Linked DNA regions of Homo sapiens: region 1 is linked to region 2. Evidence: chromatin contacts called from ENCODE Hi-C or POLR2A ChIA-PET data. All regions are on one chromosome and are shown on one strand. Each heading gives the region's core, a stretch centred on a gene start or an enhancer-like site at or near the end of the contact. The rest is flanking DNA. Distances are from core to core; before and after follow the strand shown.

What was found. A loop is a pair of places that touch in the nucleus more often than their neighbours do. ChIA-PET counts read pairs that join two places held with the same protein, here RNA polymerase II (POLR2A). Pooled maps may share reads with other maps.
Region 1: a loop to region 2 is called in a pooled map, with 2.5 times the contacts of the local background. The contact joins two enhancer-like sites. A Hi-C loop is called at or near these places in 1 of 50 pooled maps. POLR2A ChIA-PET finds 5 or more read pairs at or near these places in 2 of 52 experiments (PC-9 and Panc1).

What each region holds. Positions count from the first base shown.
Region 1 is chr10:617,743-622,601 of GRCh38, forward strand. The region is part of intron 1 of DIP2C (disco interacting protein 2 homolog C); the gene reads right to left. Among named protein-coding and RNA genes, the nearest start is that of DIP2C-AS2, 8.4 kb to the right of the region's middle. RefSeq lists an enhancer at 2,127-2,626. Within about 2 kb of position 2,334, at least 3 of the 41 ENCODE cell types and tissues checked have a DNase peak (open chromatin) inside an H3K27ac peak, as active enhancers do.
Region 2 is chr10:315,209-320,299 of GRCh38, forward strand. All of the region lies in intron 31 of DIP2C (disco interacting protein 2 homolog C), which reads right to left. Among named protein-coding and RNA genes, the nearest start is that of ZMYND11, 180 kb to the left of the region's middle. Within about 2 kb of position 2,188, at least 4 of the 41 ENCODE cell types and tissues checked have a DNase peak (open chromatin) inside an H3K27ac peak, as active enhancers do.

The sequences.
Region 1 (4,859 bases), core at 1,084-3,583, 300 kb after region 2:
TCCTTGTTGCACGTAATGACCTGCCACACAGGGCAACCAGCAAACCCAGCTCCACCATCCAGGCTCTGGTGGGTAACCGCCCCCCCAGCCCCAGGTGTCTGGGAGGCTCAAAAACTGCCCTCCAAGGGCACTCATCTGTTCCTTATTGCACTAATACCTCGTTTACAGAAATCCACTTTGACTTCCCTGCACTGCAGGTGTGACAATTTAGGAATCCTGCTTGCTTGTGAGCTCCAAGAGCTTGAGGTCACGTCCACCTCACCAGCATCCCAGGACCCAGTACTGTCCCACTCTGTGATTGTGTGTTTAAAATTCCAAAATACTCTTTCAGAATGCTATTGGCATTTGGTCTGCACATAAAATGCTAAAAACCCTCAAGTGAAACAAGTATCTTCAACAGTTTGATTCAATCATGTGAGTTACACATCTGCCAAGTTGTAAAGCCTCATGCATTTTTCTGATAATATTTTCTTATGTATGGTCAAATGGTTCATTAATATAAATTACAAGAATCTCTAAGAAACAGGTTTTTTTCTGGCATTAGATGACCAAAGGAAAACTGGGTTCTGGCTGGCTTGCAGGCCTGGAGAGGCAGACATATCTGCTGAAACACAACCAAGCTCCTTCCCACTGACATGGCCTCGTCCCAGGCCCCTGAGCCGGACGCCCGCAGGCCCCTGGAGGAGCAAGCTGACCTGCCCACATTTCTCAAATGCACAGCTGTCGCTCGCACTGCAGACAGAGCTCAAGGCACGAGCAGGCGCCCACCATGCTAAAAATACCACACAGCGTCCACGCCAGGTGACGGTGGCTTTCACTCCATCCCAAAGCTCCATGTATGAATTTAGTCATGACTACTAAATAATGATTTTTAGACTCTCATGACAGACTTTGTTTGCTTTTATGCAACAAAGTTAAAAGACTATCACTCAGCTACAGCCTCTGAAACCGTGGAATAATTATTTGGGAACAGAGCCTCTGCCAGATCAGGATAAGTGCTTGGGACAATACCCCGTGACCTCGGTCCACACAGACACGTGCAGACCAGAGCCCTCCCGCACTGCTCAGCCACACGGCCACGTTCAGGCTGAAGCCGCACGATCGCCAGAAACACTGTCCCTCGCCAAGGTATGCCTGGCTTCTCCCTTTTTCCAGAACTTAACAAAACCTGAAAGGACAGGTCTGTGTAGAAAAACATCAAAAATACTTCCAATTCTTCTTTCCAGCTGAGGCTGCAGGAAGCTCATTTCAGCCCTCACTGTGTTCTGACTGTGGCCTGCTTCCCATAAGAAATAAAATCAGAATTCTAGTCGCTGTCTCCTGAGCTGTGTGGCAGGCGGACATACCTTCAGTTATGTGAGGAAAGGCACGGTGAGCCCCCTTCCTTCAGTAAAACTGCAGTTCCCAGAACACTGATGCCGTCCCCCTAACGCCACTGTGAACACCTGGACAAGTCACATTTCAATACGTGCACCTTCGTGGGCTAGTTTTACTACTTCTCTATTAAATCACCCCAAACTTAGTGCCCCAAACAACACGAACTTATTTTCTCACATTTCTGGAAACTGGAATCCAAAACAGGTCCCACCAGCTAACGTCGAGATGTCAGCAGGGCTGGCTCCGGGGAAGCGACCGTCTCCTTGCCTCCCTCAGCCTCTAGAGGCTTCCGCATCCCCTGGTCCTTATGGCACCCACCATCTTCAGAGCCCACGGCAGCCCTGGCGGCTCCTCAACAGGAAGACGCAGAATATCGGGAGCACAGGCTTTATGCCAGGGCCAGGACCAAGCCCGCCCGCCCGCCCTCCCACCCAGCTCCTCACGCACTCCCGTGCGAGCTAATATAGATTCCACTTTAACTAGTGTCACCTGTGCAAGGGGTAAGTGCCCAGCTGTGAACCTGGTTACCCTCACCCACACAGACCCCAGGAATAAACTCATGGGCCATGGACCACTCCACAAGCAATGAGTGACCACCTGGTCGGGGACCTCCATGGCCCAGCAGAGCCCTCTGGTGCCTCCCCATGGGCCCAGGGACCGGCAGGCTGGGCTCTGCAGCGCCAGAGAGTCCTGGATAAAAATGGCAGCTCCCGTGTTGGGAGGCACCCGCCCGTGGATGGGTTCCCTGTACTTTAAGTAGACCAGGTGGACAAGCTACACCACTCACGGCTCCATCACTAGAATAACAGCTGCACGTGGCAAGTGCACGGGGTGGCCACCCCTTCAGCCCAGCTGGCTGCACTAAGCACATCACCGGCAAGACACCCAATCAGATGCAGCTGCTGGCACAGCCCAGGTGTCGGCCCCCAAGAACATTCTGGATCACAATTCACAGTAGTGATTGCGATCAGGGTCACATGTGGCTGAATGTATTTACGGAGGACGCCACAGCCGATCTGGCTGGACGGAGAGCATTTCCCCTTGTATAGTCTTACAAGGCCATTTTATTTGTGCTTTATTCAATTTTTATGGCTTTTTTCTGCCTATCTATTTTATGGGAGTGTTTCTTGTTCTTACAACTGCAGTGATACTTCAAGCTACAACTATCAATGTGTAAAATTAGTTTGGAAGGCGCCTTATCATTAAACGTTTCACAAGCAAGCAGTCAGAGGCACCTAAACCACAGGCCTGTTTTCTTCTCTGAGCCAAACCTACATTGGACTCAAAGAAAACGGCACACGGAGAGGGGCTGGATCTCCAGCACCCATTCCTAGGGGGCCTCCTGAGGGGCAGATACGGAGGGAGAAGCCCTGGGCTATGGCACCGTCGTACTAAAGAAAAGTCCATTTGGGTAAATTTAAGCACCAGACAAGAAATTAAGCAAACCATGAAAAGAAACCACTAACCACAGCTTCTCCAAAACAGAACTAAACTACCTTTAGTTTGAATTGGAAAAGCAGAAGTGATGATCAGGATACAAAAAAATGACAAAGTATCTGAACACGGGAGAATAAACAAGGGCCACTGTCTCCTCCTGTGTCAGTGGGAGCCTCGCATCTAAGCTGGATTTAGAAGGTTGCTACTTTGGACTGAAAGTTATCCCCAACCCTGCTTTGTAAGCAAGTGGAGCAGAACGCTTCAATTATTTCAACGTTTAGTGGTAAAGCTCTGCAACTCTCAAAACCATTTTAATTGGTGTGAATTTTATAGTAACTAAATCTGTCGGCTGGAGTATCTAACGGCTTAACCACGGGGTCATGTGGGAAGATTATTCCAGTTGTTTTTGTTTTTCCCACTGAAGATGCATTTGAACGTTCTTGTAGTTTTCAGTTGGCTGGTTCTGACGTTTGGTCCTGAGGAGGCCCAAGTACCTGGAGAGGAAGAATCTGAAACCTCAAGACACTTGAGTGCAGTCTTCAGAGAGGGAGACCCCGACCCAAGGGGCCACTGACGGACTCAACACAGGCACAGGGCCGCCCGACGCAACGGGCCACGTATTCGCCACTTACCAAACAACATAAGCACACACCCCCAGGTGTGCACACACCTTCTGTACATGCTCATCTGTGCCAATATGAGCACACACCCCCAGGTGTGCACACGCTCTGTACACATCTGTCCCTGCCAACACCCACACACACCCCCAAGGTGTGCACACATGCTCTGTACATGCTCACGAGTCTGTGCCAATATGAGCACACACCACCCCCGGGGTGCACACACTATGTGCTCACGAGTCTGCCAATATGAGCACACAACCCCAGGTGTGCACACACGCTCTGTATGCGCTCACGAGTCTATGCCAATATGAGCACACACCCCCCAGGGGTGCACACACACTCTGCACATACATCTGTCCCTGCAGCCTGAGTCAAACAGTCACAGAGAGGAAGAGGAGGAGGAGGAAGGATGCGATGGGCACTGAGGTCTTGGGCCGGCTCCCCTCCCTATCTCGGGGGAGACCCCTCGTGTGATCCTGCCATCACTCACCCTTCCGCCTCCATCCTCCATCCTCCCACGTGGATCAGGAGGACGCCCACTGCACAGAGCTGTGATGAGCATGAACAAAAGACGGCAGGAGCTCATGCCAAGGTGCTGAGCACGGGGCCTACGGAGTGCTTCTTTCTGCTGCGGCTGACATCATCAAACAAGAGGTTGACATGGCTTCCGGAGAGGATGTCATTCGCTGATAAACTGAAACATGTGACCTAGAATCTACTGTGAAGGTCTAAGAACAAACCAACAAACCAAATGGTTTTGTTTGTTTTTCAAACACCATAGCCTGTTTTTTCTTTTTTTTAATGCTCTACCGTGTGTCTTAGTTTAATTTCAAAGTAAGTCCAATAAATACACAAAATCACAGGACTGAGCATTGAGCATTGTTTCCCTTTGTGTCCTCCAGCCTTTAGGACACATTAAGGAAAGACATGATTCCAGGATTCCCATTAGAAAGGCTGCCCTGAGGCACCTGCTGGGGCTGCCAAGTCGCAGCTGTTGATGCTGCCCCCAAGCTGCTTGGATGAAGCGGAAGATTCCAGAAGTCTCTTCTCCTCCACCCCTCGCCCAGGAGAGATGGTAGGGGGAGGGAGGAGGGGGAGGGAGGAGGGGGAGGGAGGGAGGAGGGGGGAGAGGGAAGGGAGGGAGGGGGAGGGGGAGGGGGAAAGGAGGAAGGGGGAGGGAGGGAGGGGGAGAGAAGAAGGGGGAGGGAGGGAGGAGGGGGAGGGAGGGAGGGAAGAGAGGCATGTTCCATCCACCAAAGCAGCTGCATTGCAGTGAGAATGGAAGGCGTGTTGCCTCTCAGAACAGCGAGTTCAAGCTGTTTATAACTGTTAGCATAAACAGTGACCAGCTGAGGACAGGGCTGTAATTGGAGTTGACAACATTTTATTTTCATAGTTGATATCAGGGACCTGGACCTAAAG
Region 2 (5,091 bases), core at 938-3,437:
TCAGCTGTTCATATTTTTAAACAGTTAATACTTTTAAAACAAACTAAAAATATTTACATGTCTACATATTGACAGATTCTAAAACGTTTTCTTGTATTTACTCTTTTCAGTATTCTTCATTTCTTCTTAAAAATTTGGGCTTCATTTTGCTATCATTTATTTTCATCCTTGAGACATTCTTACTATTTCTTGTGACACGTATTTGCTGAACGATTCTCTAGGTTGGCTAAGTATCTGCTTTTCTCTTCCATTCTGAAGGATCTCCTGCAGAAGAAACAGCTCTTTCAGCAGCCTGCATGCACCACTCCACTGTATTCTGGCTTCCAGCACTTCTGATGAGAACTCAGTGTTGTTTTTATTACTTCCCCCTACTTAGTTTTATTTCTGCAGGGACTTTAAGATTGACTCTGCCACTGACTTTCGGTGTTTGGACAACAAAGCATCTGGGTGTGATTCTTCTCATTTACTCTGCCTGGAGTTGACTGAGCTTCTTGAATCTTTGTGTTGATTCTTCCCTTCACTCCTGGCCATAGGTCTTCAAATTGTTCTCTTGCCCCATTTTCTCTCACCGCTCCTTCTGGGGCTCCGATCACTACAGGTATGTTAGACCCACGGGCCTCAGACACTCTGTTCCACTGTATTTTCATGCCTTTTCTCCTTGTTTTATGCTTAGGTCATTTCTATTGGTCAGACTTCAAGTTCATTCAATGAGTCTTTCCTCTGCTGTATCTAGTCTCCTATTAAACCATGGGAATTTTATTTCTAATACTAGTTTTCATTTCCAGCATTTCCATTTTGTTTTTTCTCATAGTTTTTATCTTTCTGCAATACCCCCCACCTCTTCATAGATGTTGTACACCTTTTCAACGAATTTCTGGCCTCACCTATCACAGCTATTTCGAAGTCTCTGATAATTGCAGCATGTCTCTTCTACTGACTCTTTCTAGGGCCATCTCCTCTCATGAACATGAGTCCATTTCTCTTGCTTCTTTGCAGGTCTTTTAAATTTTGATTATATAACACAATGTTTTATGAAAAACGAAGATTGTATTTAAAAGAACAGTAAAGATTAAATAACATTTACCCCCAGAAAAGAATTTACAAGCCTATGGGCAGGATCCGGATGCTGGGCCTGAACACTGACACTGGATGTCTTCTATGCTTCACGGCGAGAGATCTGCTTTCCAAACAGTAGGAGACCTTCCACCCACTTTAGGTAACTGGGTGATTCTCTCTTCAGTCTCACCCCCAGCTTCCTCTATTCCACTGCCACACTCCCAGCCTTTGGAAGGCAAATACGTTACACATGGTGAAGGGCAAGGGCGCTGCAGAGGGATGTGCTATGCCCTCATCCCACCTCCATTGTTGAAGTGTGAGTGGAGTTCCCACGGTGATTTGGGCTGCCCTGGAGGGTAGCCAGGGCTCTGCTGGGTGATCCAGGCCACCCTCGAGCGGGAGCCAGCGGCTTTCCTGCTCACCTCCCAGCCCTCAGGAGCCCCTGCCTTTTGCACACTAAAGGTTCAGAGTGCCTCAGAGAAAATGCATCCACTTTTAGGACTCCCCTGGGATTCTCATCTACCTTGCAAATAACATACTGCCATTTATGTTTTTTAAAAAGTTCAGAAACTTTTTGCTTTATCATTTTTTATGGTAAATTCTTTCTCCTGGCTCCTCTGCCATGGGAAAAACCACATACAGGTCTCTTTTCTCCTAGGAAGAAATGTAATTCATCTACATTTGAGTCTTCAGCTCTCTGATGGATCTTAGAAACGATGAGTCTGTGTATTAACCAGATTGTTCCGACGGTTATGGTTGGAACAAGAGTCTCTTGTGACTTCTACATCTCAATAAAAAATGGAATTCCAAAATATTTAAAAAATAAATTTGCAAAAATCACATTGAGCTTGTTTCTATGGTTGGCATCAAATGGATGGATCTGTATGTTGTCATCAGGCATTGATGCAGGTGACAAACTGTCAGGAAATGGGGGTTCTGGAATGGATTACTGGTGGGGTGGGGGCCACAGACAGTGTGAACTCAGCTCAGGCCGTCTACCAGCAAGCTGGTCATCAGGACCAGCCAAACACTGGCTTTCGTAAAGTTTGACTGAAGCACGGCAATGCCTGCTCATTTACATATTGCCTGTTTCTGCTTTGAGTGGCACAGCAGAGCTGAGTAGCTGTGCGGAAAGCACCATGAGGCTGGCAGCCTGGACGCCATGCTCTGACACTTTAGAGAGAGGGCGTGGGAAGGCTTTAGTTTAGGGGCTGCCAAGCCACAGAGCAGATGAAAGCACCCAGACGTGACACGGCACGGCTGTTTTTGTTGAACTTACTGAGTGAATGATGAACTCAGATTCTTGCTTTTTGGTTCAAGACATAGACTAAAAGCCAGGCATGTTCTGTGACTGCGATAGAGAATCCCTTGCTGAAAGCCAGGCGAACACTTGAAGCTGTGCAGTTACACCCCTCAGACCCTCATCATGATCTCCTGGGTCCCTAAGACTCTTCCAGCGGTGACTCCAACATTCCTGGAGACAGATGGAAAGACTCACTTAGCACCTTGCAGATCCAACATGATTATCTGTTCAGTGCAGTGTCCATCAGTGCCTAGGGCACGTGAGACATCCAAAAACACTGGTAGAATTCGAATGTTCCTCTTCTTTTCTCTCTCTTCATCCCTCAATTGTAAATTTTACAATTCCATCTGTAGATCACAGAATATCAGTGATGGAACCAGAGAAAGAGGAGGCATCGCCTAGGAAGTCGTGGGTTTGATGACGGTCATGGTAATTCCAGAGGCTTCGGCTTGTCTCCCCTTTGCATGAAGGGCAAGTGCCTGAGTAGACGTAAAAGCAGCAGCTGCATCACGGTGGCTTCCTGGGGCTATGGAGATGCGTAAGGGCAGGACGAGAACACAGTGATGCTGGATGGCGAAAGGGAGGGGTGGGAGCAGCCACCGCTGCCACACTTTGGTCACCATACATCTCAACCGTCCTCCTGTATCGGGAGAACTCCTCCACTTTTTGAGTCCTGTTTGAATACAGAGCCCTTGTGGCTCTGTAGGAAGTAAAAATACCAGAAGTCCCTTCCCAGCCTTCCTGGAAGCTAGGGTGTGGGGAGACGATCAACCAGTCACATCCATTTACAGCACAAACCAATCGGGCTCTTGCTGTCGGCAGTGAAGGTGTCCAGACACGATCCAGGTTTGGGGAATGCCATGCTGGTGGGGAAGTCTCGTGTCCAGGAACAAGGTCAGCAGTGCAGACTTCAAGGTGTGGTGTCCTCACAAGAACAAGCTGCTGCACAAGCGGTTCCCATAGGCAGGTTCCCAACGCTGGTCCTACTCCCTTGGTGGTTCTGAGAGCCACTCACTGGTGCCTCAAACTGCCAAAGGAGGTTTCCATTGCTTACAGGTCAGAAAGCTGGCTGACGTGCAGGATACCTGGAATATGGTTTCCATGATCCCCAGCGTGGCTGGGATGCCGTGTGTCAGCAGGAAAGGGCATAAAGTTCCTGCTGACGGTGGCTCATTCCCTGAGGCTTTCAAAATCCCCAACAGCACCTTATTTATTTCCTTCACCTAAAAGCAGTGTAGGGGGACAAGGAAACTGAGAGCTCAAGTTAATGAAAGTCTTATTATTACAACTATTTATTTTGAGAATTAAGATTTACATCATCTCCTGAGCCTTCCACATTTTTCTTTTTTTTTTTTATACAGAGTCTGGCTCTGTTTGCTCCGTCACCCAGACTAGAGTACAGTGGCACGATCTCGGCTCACTGCAACCTCCACCTCCCAAGTTCAGGCAATTCCCCTGCCTCAGCCTCCCGAGTAGCTGGGATTACAGATGCGTGCCAATGAACCGGGCTAATTTTTGAATTTTTAGTACAGACAGGGTCTTACTATGTTGGGCAAGCTGGTCTCGAACCCCTGACCTCAAATAATCCACCCGCCTCAGCCTCCTGAAGTGCTGGGATTACAGGCGTGAGCCACCGCGCCTGGCTCACTTCTTTCAACAATCCATGACTCCTTCTATTACTAGGGGGGCTGTATTTCTCTTTCATTGTGTGAGTTTCAAGATTTAAGGGTCACTGCAATAGTTACTGTTGATTTAATCCCACACAAAGCTACTTATAATAAAGCTGCCCTCTCAGATAAATCAGTTATTTTTCTATATAATAGAAATCCAAGTTTCTGTTTATGTTTTTTTCCTAATAAATAAACAACCGCGGTCTCTTTTGGAAAACAGAAGACCTCATGTTTTTCTTCCCTGCTTCTACTAGAAGGAGGATGCAATTTTTCTGTTACAGTGAACAATATCTCTAAATCTAATGCAACAAAAGACCTTCCAGCTTACATTTTTGAAGAGTAATTGTGGCTGTGAGAAATATATTTCCAAATAATAAGTGACACCTTCTAATAATACTAAGAGAAATTTATGTGAAAGCTAATTAAACACAGAAGTCATAATTTGATCTTTCTAATGTCCACTTTTATCATAAATTTAGTAAATTGAAATTCTTTTAAAGTCATTTTTCCAGCTAAAGGTACTGGGAAATGTTACTCCTAAGAGTAACAAATAGCTTTTACTTCTAAATTTTGTTCTGTTTTTACCTCCTAGCTTTGTCAATTAGGAAAGTTCACTTCTCAGGGCCTTCATCTCTCATCTTAAAACAACTAAGAATTCCCTTAAAGAGCATGGGAAGACCTAACTAGATGCTGTCTGAATCCAATGGTCCAATGCAATGACTAAAGAATGTATTTTTCCAGCGTGAATGACTCTTAAGGTGCAAGCCCCAGACTTCCTATTTGAGAGGAAAATGCTGTTAGAAGGTTGAAGAATAGTAAACCCTGGGTTTTCATTTGCAAGGAACAGTTACAGATGGCATATGAGCTTTTAGCTGGTGAAGATTCACACCAGGGGTTCATTTTGAGAAAATTCATCATGCCAAGTCATTTTCCACGGGAGACTAGACTCTAGTCAAGTAAGGATATGTTTAATTTCTCTAATGTGAATTGTATTTACACACACAGATTGGCACTTAAAAGAATCAACTTTGGCAGGCTGAGGTGGGAGGATCACGAGGTCAG